3 separate regions of the Homo sapiens genome follow, and all the other regions are linked to region 2. The links are chromatin contacts, found by Hi-C in ENCODE. All regions are on one chromosome and are shown on one strand. The core of a region is the stretch at or near the end of the contact, and the rest is flanking DNA. Distances in the headings are between cores, read along the strand shown.

Region 1 (4,045 bases), core at 1,027-3,526, 930 kb after region 2:
TTAATTAGTCACATTAATTAATGCTAAAAACCAATGTTAACAGTATATTATTTTCATCTAGTTAAATAAAGGATTACACACATTTGAGTAAATTACACAGCATTAAACATTTCGATAACTTGAAATGAAGCCATTACTGTCATTCAAACAAGTTTCCACAGCTAAAGGCTGAATGTTAAGTATGAACTGATTTGGCATTACAAGAATATAAATCCTTTATCTTTTTACTGAGAAGAAAAAATGAAGAGATTCGATGACTTCTGACTTGAATAAGTGGTTTGCAGTAGCACAGCGCCCTCCAGTGGCCAAATTTCAAAATGCAGTTTCAAAGGACAAAGTTCAGTAGCAAATCTTTTCATGTTGAATGGTGTTAAGCTGGTAACATTAGCTCCTTTTTCTTTTCTCTTTTAATATAATTGTTTATCTCAGCACATATTTTCAATATCAAACCATTTTTCTATTGCCAAATTTCCCTCACCAAATTAAAATTCTTCTATTCAAATCTGATTTGTTTTCCCTCAGAAATATTCTGAAAAGTAAAAAAGAAATCAAAGCGAAACAAAACAAACCTAATGTGGACACAGACAACTGCAATGAGAGGGAATTCTCTATACGCCTCAGATAATGGCGAATGCCAGCACTAGAGTAGTAGTAATGAATTCTTAAGTGTTAAAATCCAAACTCCAGAGTAAGATTATACAAATTATGGAACTCTATTTTGCCTGATATACATCATGATGAGTACATATGGTGAGTTCAAAGTTGTAAGCATATCTTTTACTCATTTTTTCTATATGTGAACATTTCTGTTTTTAAATAACAGTATAAAAGATTTCACTGTATGCACATTCTTTCACTATTACAACTCCTATTAAAATGGATCCAAATATTTTTCTGTGGAAGTAGGAAAAGATAACCCTTTGGTTACCTTTGCAGATTACCAGAAAAGCTCCCTTAGGCCAATCTAAAATACTCCTATTCTTGAAAAGACATTGATTTCTCACAATGAAAAGAGATCATAATTCCACTTTTAATAACTACTGCCATAGAGTAAACACTTATAATATTCTTGGTCTGCCAAATAAATACTGCAAGGCATCTGGGGGCATACAAGCATTGCCCCGGATCCTATACCAAATAGTTACTAGGTAGCATGAGGGAGTTTGCTATCAAAAGGATAATAATAACTAGCTATTTTTTCCCTTTTCTGCCTACCCAAAGAATAGAAAAGTTTAAGCATGTTTTAAAGAATCATACCTTTCACCGAAACCGACAAAGCAACTCTATATAATGTCAAGAACAATGGCTGTGGCCTTGCATCTTGTTTCCACCGCTACAGATCAAAACAGGCAAATAACATCTCTGTGTTTCGTTTCTTCATCTATGAAATGAAGATAATTGTTCCCATCTCATGGGAATGTGGTGAGGATTCATTGTAATGATGCAAATGAAATAACTAAGCCTGACTGCCTGAAACTCACACGGGAGATCTTCAAAGAATGTTAGTTCTCTTCTCCATCTATTCTTACCAACAAAAGAATGCAGAAGACCTATTTTCACCAGAAGGAGGACTGGAACCAGAGTTAGCAGGTATGGAGTCACATGGGTGAATCAATAAAACCCACTCAAAATTTCATCTATGAAAAACCTGTCCTTCTTTATTATACATTAGAAGACCCAAAGATGGTTCTGGAAGCAAACACACTGAATTCTGGAAAGGGGAGGAAAAGGAACAGAATTGGCATTTGTTATGTGCTTCATGTGCTACTGGTTGCACCCAGCTTTTCTATACATAATCGTATTACTTAAGGCACCACAGAACTCTATACAGCAGTTAGAACTGTGATGGAACCAGTGAGGCTGGCTTCCTCTTATCCAAGTATGACTGGAGGACAGGGCTCAAATGACCGTGCAGGTGCATCTGGGCGGGGGGGCGGGGGTATAACAATGAAGAGGAGGTGCAATAACAGCCCCGTGGGGATGATGACAGACAGAATATGCTCATGAATAAGAATGTCTTACTTATCCCATCTTAATTACTTTCTTCTGTCTCTTTCTTCATGTTTAAGTATTAAGAGCAGTGAGGTGGTAAGAAATGGTATGGGAGTCATATCAGAATCCTTTGGAGAGAAGAGATGGGCACATGTGTCATCTAAAAAAGCATTTTCAAAATTATAATAAAATACACAACATTTGCAAAGCAGGCTTTCTGCCCGTTGTGACCGTGAAAACAAAGCAGCTGAAGAGGCCTGATGTGAAAGTGACCTCCTCTGTGCTCTGTCACTGGCAAGAACAGGAAAAACACTTGGGGCAAGCAAGCCAGCCCCACTTTCACACATGACTCACACGACTGAAGGAAAGAAAGGGCATCCTTCTCAGGCTGTCACTGCCTTCTTTTATTACAATTCTTACTTTTTATAATATTTTAAATAATATTAAAGGAGATGTAAGATTTGTAAGTTTATCAAAGAGACATGAGTTTTTAAATGTTGAGAAACACATTTTTCTAAAGATGCAAATCAGCCAGGCGCAGTGGTTCACACCTGTAACCATAGTACTTTGGGAGGCTGAGGTGAGAGGGCTGCTTGAGCCCAGGAGTTCAAGACCAGCCTGAGTAACACAGGGAGACTCTGTCACTACAAAAAAAAAATTAAATTAAATTAGCTGGGCACGGTGGCACACACATGTAGTCCCAACCACTCAGGAGGCTGGGGCAGGAGGACTGCTTTAGCCCAGGAGGTTGAGGCTGCAGCAGGACATGATCACACCACTGCACTGCACTGCAGCCTGGGTGACAGAGCAAGACCCTGTCTCTTAAAAAAAAAAAAAAAAAGAGAGAGAGAGATGGAAATCAGCTTCAGGAAAATGAGAGGGTAAAGGGAAAAAGGACTCAATGGACAATTTTAAAAATTCGGGCTTTTGGCTAATGGTCATTCCAATTAAAATGCAAATGAATGAGGCTTCTAGCTTTTGCCAGCTTGCCAAGTACCCTATGACTTACTAGTGGCAACAGCCATCATGCCTTCCCTTGCTACGTTAGTGTCTAAAACAATGCCCTAAAAGCTTAAGAGAGCTGGTGGCAGACAGCAAAGTAGCCAGGGCCTAGCCACATGCTCTCACCAAGATCCACCCTGAAGGTGAAAACTTTCAAGCAGGGAAGCAAAGGTACCAGCATGCCCCCTTATCAACATGGGAAATACCTTTTTCTCAAAAGACAAATGCCACAATACAGAACTATGACCATCTAGCAAGCAAATGACAGATGGGTCTAGACACATAAGGTAAAGGACAAAATTGGTTTTGGTGACTCTCTGAATATTCATGGAATCTATAAAAGTCCAATTCTTTTAGGATGCAGTCTGTTAGAAATGAATATGCAACTGTACCAAATAAAAACAGTGTATTTCTCAAAATGCACACAGGGAGGGGACTTTTCCCACCTCCCACTGCTGTCACAGGCAGTTGCTGTATACGATCTAGTATTATCTGAACTGTATATTGATTTGTGATTTATATTCTCTAATGTAGGTCCCAAGGATACACTTTTTTTCCCCAAACTGTACTTCCTCTGGAATTTCACACATCACAAAAGATGCAACATTCAGTAAGATGTTTCCTAACCATAGCATTAGAACGGGCTAGCTCTTCAAAATGATCAGGTTTCCCGGACCCTACACATGGCAGCAGTATGGAGTCCCTTTTTGCAAATTTACCAGTTCATGATATGGAAAGAAAGAGAACGAGAAAGGCAGTGAAGGGGAGGAAAGGAGAGAGCAGAAAAGATGAAAGGGAGGAAAAGAAAACTGAGAAGAATAAAGTATTCAGCAAGAAGGAACTGATGTCAAAAAGGATGACTACTTACAACTAGACCTATTAACAATAAAAACCATTGTATGGTAGAGGATTTCCAAACCTTGTTGCTACAAAACTCCAACTACTGAGCAACCATTACAGCAAGCAAAGGCTTCAGAGCTGGCTATTCTCTCAAGTCCCAGGCAGAACCGAAGGTATTATTTTAAGTCTTAATTAAGCAAGCTAGGCTACA
Region 2 (4,357 bases), core at 4-2,503:
CCAATATTTATTTAATACATATAGAAGCACGTGTGTTTAGAGGTTGTGTGTGTGAATACAAGTCTTGGTATTTTTGGTCCACACCCAGCAAATGGTGAAGAAGGAAAGTTTCCCTCTGCTGCTGTCTTACCTCCTGTTTGAGGTAGACACACAAAGGGCCAGATCTTGGGTCCCGCTTGCCTCCTAACCACCCGCCCAGCTTTAATCTCCACGTCTTCTCTTCTTCCTGGCAGCTGCTACCCTCTTCCCTGAGTGTTCCTGGGGTGGCTACTGCTTTTGGCTGCCTGGCACAATTTCCCTCTCTCCTAGCCCCAGGCAGAGTGACTGGTTCTGGGTTAGGTGTGTGGCCAGGGCCAGACCACTCAGACACCTTCCCCAGGATTTTGCTGCTGGAGCAAGCAGGGAAGTGGAGCGCACCTTCCCTTTGGGGTGATAGACACAGGAAGGGGTGAGATGTGCAGCTGTCCTTGCCATGGAGGGATGAGTGGCCAGGCCGAAAGAAGCAGAGCTGAGAGAAAGGAACAAGATGTTTTAGATCCAGTGCCACCTGGTCTCAATAATGACATGGGCCAGTGTGTTTGCTTGCTCTCCAAGGCTGTGGTGGACTTGTCTCTGGGAGGAGGGACAGAAGGGACTTGATCGGGAGGACAGAGGCCCATCCTCTGCTTCCTCCCGAAAAGGCTGCAGAACAGCCTAAAGCCAGGGGGTGGGTCTTTCAGGCCCAGAAAGGGGAGTGTCTCTCTGCCAAGGACCAGGGCAACAGTCCAAAACAGAGACACACAGCCCAGCCCAGGCCTGAGTGGTGGCTGGAGGGTATGGAGGTGTGAGAAGAGACCCCCATAGTCAGAGAGAAGATTCAGAAGCAGTTTCTGGAATGGACTGGGATCCCACCACTGGGGCCGTCCCAAATCTCCCTTAGCCAAAGTTTGGAGCCCAGCAGCCTGGGCTGCAATCTTGCTAAGTGATGTGAGCACCTTATTTAATCCCTGTGCCTCTGTCTCCTCTGTGATGATACTAGTGTAAATTTCACAGCATACTTCTGAGAATTAAATGAACGGATTCACATTAGTGCTCAGAACAGTGCCTAGTATATAGTGAGCAGCTGACATCGGCTATTATGATTTCCTAAACCAATGTGAATTGGGTTTTTGTTACTGGCAACTGAAATGGTCCTGGTTATTAATAATTCTCTCTTCCCAGGCTGATCAGCCAAGAAGCACCTGGTTTCACTACTTCTTTTTCTTCTGGTTCAGAAACAGAAGCAGAAATCCCCTTTAGATTTTCACCGAGTCTTTTGTCCTTCAATGGTAACTTTTACAGAGGGCGGTAAAACAACGCAATGGGAATTCCACTCAAGCAGAAACAACTGCAGAAAGCCTGGGTTGGGGCTTTCTGGGACTTCTATTAGGTGAGAATGTCCCAGGCCAGCTCTCCCCTACCCCTCCCAACCTGGGGTGGTTCTAGGAGGGTGCTGGGGGTCAGGCAGGCCTGGGTGGGAATCCTGGCACTTCTGACTGGCTGTGGGACCCCATGTAAACATACAATCTTATAGAGCCTCAGTTTTCTAATCTATAAAATGGGACTAATAATAATAATAGCTGCTCCATGAGATTTTTCATGACATTGAAGTTAATCTGTATAAAGCTTTCGTCACTGGCACATACTGAAGTTCTCCATAGATGCTGTGGTTGCTAAATCATCCTGGTAAGAGACTCCTCTAGTACGTGCTTTAGAAAGCAGCTCTTCTGGATAGGCGTGGTGGCTCACGCCTGTAATCCCAGCACTTTGGGAGTCCGAAGTAGGCAGATCACTTGAGCTCAGGAGTTCGAGACTAGCCTGGCCAACATGGTGAAACCCTGTCTCTACTAAAAATACAAAAAGTTTAGCCAGGTGTGGTGGCGTGTGCCTGTAGTCCCAGCTACTCTAGAGGCTGAGGCAGGAGAATCACTTGAACCCAGGAGGTGGAGGTTGCAGTGAGCTGAGATCCTGCCACTGCACTCCAGCCTGGGCGATAGAGCGAGACTCCTTCTCAAAAAAAAAAAAAGGGAGAAGAGCAGCTTTTCTAATTGCTACCTGGGCTGAATGTGAGCTTCAGTTCCTCAAACTGGCTAAGGGAGATTTGGGACGGCCCCAGTGGTGGGATCCCAGTCCATTCCAGAAACTGCTTCTGAATCTTCTCTCTGACTATGGGGGTCTTTTCTCACACCTCCATACCCTCCAGCCACCACTCAGGCCTGGGCTGGGCTGTGTGTCTCTGTTTTGGACCGTTGCCCTGGTCCTTGGCAGAGAGACACTCCCCTTTCTGGGCCTGAAAGACCCACCCCCTGGCTTTAGGCTGTTCTGCAGCCTTTTCGGGAGGAAGCAGAGGATGGGCCTCTGTCCTCCCAATCAAGTCCCTTCTGTCCCTCCTCCCAGAGAGCCCTCCACTGCCCCCACACCCCCACCCGCCTCCTCCTCAGCCGGCCTCCAACTCTCACCTCCCTTTCCTCCAGTGTGTCTGCATTCCTTTTCCTGTGTCAAAATCTACTCAAATACTTCCTATCCTAAAAAAGTTCTCCCTCGCCAGGCACAGTGGCTTGCACCTATAATCTCAGCTACTTGGGAGGCTGAGGCAGGAGGCTCGCTTGGGCCCAGGCGTTTGAGGCTACAGTGAGCTATGATTATGATTGTGCCACTGCACTCCAGCCTGGGCAACATAGTGAGATCCTGTCTCTAACAAAACAAACAAAACAAAAAACACTCTCCCTGGGTCCCAGGCATCCAAGTCTTCATATCCTCTCCTGTCTGTCCTATTCTGAGTTCTCAACAGCAAAGCTTCTGTGACCTCCAAGCCCTGAATATGCTCTTGATAAGCTGCCAATGACTAGGCAGGCTTCTCTGTCTTGGAATCCTCCTCCACCAGCACTGTGCTCCCAGGCCGACCTCTGTGACCAGCATGGCCCAGGCTCCCTGTGCCAGGGAGGGCCAACAAAGGGAGAGCCTCACAGAAGATCAGAGAGAGGAGAGTGAAGCCAAGATCTTTATTTTCCTGATGTGCTCCCTGCGGGACTTCAGGGGGCTGGCTCTTTGCTGTGTCTCTCCACACAAGGTTACAGCTCCCGTCCAGCAGGCCCTCCCCATGGCTCTGTCCATGTCCCTTTGGGCCCAGCTCCCCTGTTCCAAGCCCTGGGGCTTCAGCATCTCCTGCTGATGTCCCTGCACCCTGCCCACACCTTTGCACCTGGCCTAAACCTTCATTAAACTCTCTTTGAATCACTCAGTTTAAATATACCTTGAGTTTACTGCCAGACTGGAATTGTTAATAGAGGGTCCAGCACCAAATCCGTGGGAAACACCTGTGTTTTTCTCATTGGTGCTTTCTGCTGTATCTGATCGGCCTCCCTCCTTCAAGAGCCCCTCTATCCTGACCCCACCGCGACACAGTGCTCCACCAGCTTCCTTCTCTCTCTGACAGTTCCTTCTTCGTCTTTCTCTGACCTAGGCCCTTGCTCTATTCTCTCTCCTGGGCAGTCGCCTCTATAGCCCTTGGGATTTCCGCCACTGTGTACATTGCTAGTCCAGCCTTCACCTGTGGAGCTCAGGACAGAATATTCAATTACCTCCTGGAAGTCGATATGGACACCCTCAGGTACCTCAAACGCAGCGTGTTCCAAACTGGGCTTCTTCCCCTAAGCCTGCTCCTCCTCCCATGTAACCTTTCAGAGGGTGGCACTGCAGTTCACCCACACCCAGGCCAGGTACCCAGAAGTCGGCCTTGACTGTGATTTTGCTCACTCTGTCTTCATCCTTTTGGGTGCTGATGCTTGGATGTCCAGAATATTTATTGACTCTCCCTTTCCCCCAACCCAATCCTTACTACTCTGACATGGTTGGTTCCCCATCATCCCACCCCGTGTTCCCCTCCCTGGACTGTGGCAGAAGCTTCCTAACTGACATCCCAGTCTCTGACACCCACTCCAATACATCTCCACATTACAAATCTGAACTGGTGACTCCCCTGCTCAAAACTCTTCAGTGGCTCCCTGTTGCAAGCTTGTTGGATGGTGAACAAGACGCTATGATCTGAGCCCTGCCTCTTTCTCTTGCACCTTCGCCCTGGGACTATAGAGCTGTCTCCACTCCCCTCACACTCCGTGCCTCTCTGCCTTTGCTACACTGTCCCTTCTGCTTGGAATTCTCTCTCTGCCCCCTCCAACCACTGGCCAATCCTGGACAACTTTCACTGCTTCTTAAAGTGGTGTCACTTCTTCCAGACAGAGGCACAGTAGCCAGGTTTTATTTTTGGTTTGTTTGTTTTTAATCTCAAGGGGAATCCGGTATGTGAAGCAGAGGACGGGACTTGGCCATTGTTTGGAGG
Region 3 (4,338 bases), core at 977-3,476, 750 kb after region 2:
TTTTTTTTGTTTTTAGTAGAGATGGGGTTTCACCATGTTGGCCAGGCTGGTCTCGAACTTGTGACCTCAAGTGATCCACCTGCCTCAGCCTCCCAAAGTGCTAAGATTACAGGTATGAGCCACCATGCCTGACCCTTAAAGACTATAAAAGGTCTTTTATGCCCGAGGGGGAGAAATGTCTGCTTTAGTCACACTTACAGTAGTTGTGACAGAAGATGTTTGTATCAAATGTCACCACTGGTTTACTAATATACATAGGCCAAATCCTCCATTTCAGCAGGGAATAATTGTGTTATGAATTTTTCTTTCTAGAAACACAAACCTCAGCCTACCTAGTTGGACTGCCTTAAACAATTACTCAATGGTTTGAATAAGTTCTGTGGTCTTTCTTACTGGGAAAAATTAGAGAGTGATTCTATATCTGAATGCAGCACACAGAAGGTTCCACACTGTTTTTCTTCCCAGAGGAACTGGGCCACTCCCCATTTTGAATGTTCATTATCGTCTTTCATATGCGTCTGATAAATTTATTAAAAACACCATCTGGATGGGACTGAGCTTTCTGCTCTATTTCTAGTCTTCCAGTTTCCTCCCTTGTCCCACTGGAATTTCTGTCCCAATTTGTGTCACTTTGTTTACAAAACCATGCTGCCAAAACCCAGTGTCTTGTATCTGTCTCTTTCTGGTGTTCCTTTGCCATCCCTCACCTACATCCCTATTACAACAGCCTGTGCTAGGAGCAAAAGGCAAAGGTGAACCGCCTGGACAGAAATTACTTTTCCCCCTCTGTGCACATAGCAATTCTGCTCAGACAAATTTAATCTGCTGCTTCTGAATGCAAAAGTTGCATGTTAACAAAGTGTATACATTCTGCAAAGTGTATGAATATTGGAATGACTCAGACTGCAGGGAACTGCAGAAAAAGTGATCTGAAAACAATTTTACTGCTCTCTGTTCTTACAAAGCACCAGGGGTGGCCAACGACTTGCCTCTAAATTTAATTCAGGAGTAATAAATTTTTTAAAAGGCAGTATTACTTCAGTAGGACATGACCTGAGGGCCACCTGTACCAGCTATATTTAAAGATAAGACTGACATGTTATTTAACTGTCTCCAGAGATCACTTTTGAGAGGTGGAGGAAAAAGACCCACTTGAAGCAGATTTTGTAAAAGGAAATAACACTTAGCAGTTACAGAGGACTGTCATCTTCAAACACTGTGCTCTGCTGGGCTTTATTCAATGTTTCCCTGGCTGTTTTCATTACAAAATTGTTTTCTAACAGCACAGTGGTTCATGCAGCAAGCAAATGGTTAATAATCTCTGAGTAGATCATTCTCTATTGCCAAGATTTTCATAGAGATACAAAGATTTCCTGTTTAAGAAGATAACTATTAGCTTAAGGTCCTACCTAGAGGTCTTCCCACAGACCTATCACTTCTTTTTTTAAAGGAGGAAACACACCAGTGGCCTAGCCCCAGGCCTACACAGGAATTTGTTGCTGATCAGGCAAGCTTCTAACCCAACTGTAATCCAACCTTCTGTCAAATTATTCAAGAGGAAAAAATATCCACAGCTGTTCTGTCTTAACAGCTGTAAAAGAACAATAGCTAATTAGAGAACAAGCCCATCTTTCTTGGAAACTATCAAAAAGCTGTAAAAATGTATTCTACAACACAGGCACTTAGTTATATTAATGCCTAGTTTTATCTATCAGGTTAAGAAAATCACTTTTCAATCATATATTACATCACCAAAGAAAAACCATGGGTTATATATAGCATACAATTTTTAAGCTTTTCCTTTCCCAAAGTTTCCCCCACCTGCTTCTGTGAGAAGGCTGCTTCTGAACACACTTCCAGAGAATTCAGTCCTGACCACCTCTCCATACCTGTGGGTGAAGCCCATGGGTGGAAAACAGGCTATGCCTTTTGAAAACTGGAGCCCCTTTCCCCTAATCGATTTTTCCTTCTTTCTTTGCTATTTTGTCTGTTTAATTAGCATTAATCCAGTATTCTGATCTTTCCTGTTCTAGCTCCAATTTTTACATTAGCAAGGTTGCCCAAATCACATCTTATCTTAAGATTATAAGGGCTCCAAAAATCATGCTGAGTCCATTTTAGCCAGTGATAAGAAGAGGTTAAAACTTCCCTAAACTTCAGATGTGTTCCCCTCCACCTTTTGCCCCTCAAACACATGCAAATTTTATGAAGCTATAGCTCTAAACACTTCAGAGGAAGTGGCCTGCTTTCTAGAAGATAAGAAATCAGAGATGGTTATCCCCAGGGACAGAAGTGAGGTGATGTGGCAACAGTAGATCTCAAACATACAAGTTCACCAGGATCAGTGAATTTTCTCTCTCTCCTCACACTGGGGCCTTTGAATGAAAGCACTTTCCAAAAATAACTGTATGGTTTACTCTCTTATGTGCAGTTTGACAATCCTGTAGTTTAAATGCTAGAGGTTTTAGCTGAGAAAATCAATTCAAAGGCCTTAAAGAATCAAGCATCAGATGTTAGCAGTAATAACCACTGCAGTATATCAAAGAGGGATTCACTCTGAAGGTGAGGCCTTGAAATTGAGGACAGAGGCATTTCCAGGTATAAAGAAAAAAGATAAACCAACCATCCAATTCTGTGTTTGAACTAACAGGCAATATCTCTATTTTTTTCTTTCCTCCGGACATAACTTGTCAGGGAAGAGACTTTACATCTGCACTGTAAACATAACGTGATTTATACAAACACAGGAGAAGGAATAACCAACATACAAATAGTCACTTAAACTGGTTTTGCAAGTTTTCAAAATGATTTCTCAAAAAATTAAGAAGTTTTAATATAAAGGGCATCTTTTTCTGTGAGTAGTATCATAAGTTTCACATGAATTTATTTTTCCTTCTTCCCTAAAAGATGTTCAAATTGTTGCAGGATTGCTACTTAAAATCAACAGAGTTTTGTTTTGTTTCTGTTTTTTTGAAGCAGGGTCTCACTCTGTTGCCCAGGCGGGAGTGCAGTGGCATGATCACGGCTCACTGCAGCCTCGACCTCTCACAGGATGAGGTGATCCTCCCACCTCAGCCTCTGGAGTAGCTGGGACTACAGGTATGTGCCACCAAGCCTGGCTTATTTATTTATTTATTTATTTTTTGTATTTTTTGTAGAGATGGGATTTTGCTATATTGCCCAGGCTGGTCTCAAACTCCTGAGCTCAAGCATTTCTCTTGCCTCAGCCCCCCAAAGTGCTGGGATTACAGGCCTGAGCCACTGCGCCTGGGCCAACAGAGTTATTTTTGTACCACACTACGAGTTTAAAGGGTCGTCAGGTCACAACAGGTTTGTGACTCAAGTCAGAGATGTCACCACAGCTTGGGGAATATTTCTCATTCACATTGAACAGAGAACAAAAGACATGCAAAAGGTTGTTTAAAAAGCCCACAAAAAGGCCAGGTGCAGTGGCTCATGCCTGTAATCCCAGCACTTTGGGAGGCTGAAGCAGGTGGATCACCTGAGGTCAGGAGTTCGAGACCAGCCTGGCCAACATGGTGAAACCCTGTCTCTACTAAAAATACAAAAATTAGCTGGGCGTGGTGGTGGGCGCCTATAATCCCAGCTACTTGGAAGGCTGAGGCAGGAGAATTGCTTAACCCAGGAGGCAGAGGTTGCAGTGAGCCGAGATCATACCATTGCACTCTGGCCTTGGTGACGGAGTGAGATTCCATCTCCCAAATAAACAAACAAACAAACAAACAAAAAAACCACGAAAAAGTGGTGGTTTATTTAATACTTTTTTTTTTTGAGATGGAATCTCTCTCTGTTGCCAGGCTGATGTGATCTCGGCTCACTGCAACCTCCAACTCCCTGGTTCAAGCGATTCTCCTGCCTCAGCCTCCCGAGTAGCTGGGACTACAGGCACGCACCACCACGCCCAGCTAACTTTTGTATTTTTAGTAGAGACGGGGTTTCACCATGTTGGCCAGGATGGTCTCAATCTCCTGACCTCATGATCTGCCCTCCTTGGCCTCCCAAAGTGCTGGGATTACAGGTGTGAACCACTGCGCCCAGCCTATTTAATAATTTTTTTTAACGATCCTTTAATAAAGAATAAAGTAGCAGCCTTTCTTTTTTTTTTTTAAGCTAGAGGCTGTATCTGGTTCAAACATTAATATTTCTTTAAAATGCATCAATAACTATAAAATTTGATTTTTTCTAAAAGTAGTACTAACAGTGAGGTGTTTAAACATTAAATGGAGCTGGGTATGCTATAGAGAAAATGTCCCCATCAGATCTGTGGCAAGTATGCTCCTACAATCCCACTTTGGCAGAATCTTCCTGCCAGAGCCT

Evidence for each region. Hi-C counts contacts between places; a loop is a spot of excess contacts on that map. Pooled maps may share reads with other maps.
Region 1: a map of Panc1 shows a loop between it and region 2 (5-fold over the local background). The contact joins two enhancer-like sites. A Hi-C loop is called at or near these places in 2 of 168 maps with a recorded cell type or tissue (B cell and Panc1), 1 of 37 single-sample maps with no recorded cell type and 10 of 50 pooled maps.
Region 3: a loop to region 2 is called in a pooled map, with 4 times the contacts of the local background. The contact joins two enhancer-like sites. A Hi-C loop is called at or near these places in 3 of 37 single-sample maps with no recorded cell type and 4 of 50 pooled maps.

The regions. Positions count from the first base shown.
Region 1 is chr6:38,493,840-38,497,884 of GRCh38, forward strand. The region is part of intron 6 of BTBD9 (BTB domain containing 9); the gene reads right to left. Among named protein-coding and RNA genes, the nearest start is that of BTBD9-AS1, 14 kb to the left of the region's middle. Within about 2 kb of position 2,277, at least 2 of the 41 ENCODE cell types and tissues checked have a DNase peak (open chromatin) inside an H3K27ac peak, as active enhancers do.
Region 2 is chr6:37,561,003-37,565,359 of GRCh38, forward strand. No RefSeq gene overlaps it. Among named protein-coding and RNA genes, the nearest start is that of MIR4462, 7.8 kb to the left of the region's middle. RefSeq lists enhancers at 672-841, 1,162-1,371, 1,512-1,691. Within about 2 kb of position 1,254, at least 3 of the 41 ENCODE cell types and tissues checked have a DNase peak (open chromatin) inside an H3K27ac peak, as active enhancers do.
Region 3 is chr6:38,305,650-38,309,987 of GRCh38, forward strand. The region is part of intron 7 of BTBD9 (BTB domain containing 9); the gene reads right to left. Among named protein-coding and RNA genes, the nearest start is that of BTBD9-AS1, 170 kb to the right of the region's middle. Within about 2 kb of position 2,227, at least 2 of the 41 ENCODE cell types and tissues checked have a DNase peak (open chromatin) inside an H3K27ac peak, as active enhancers do.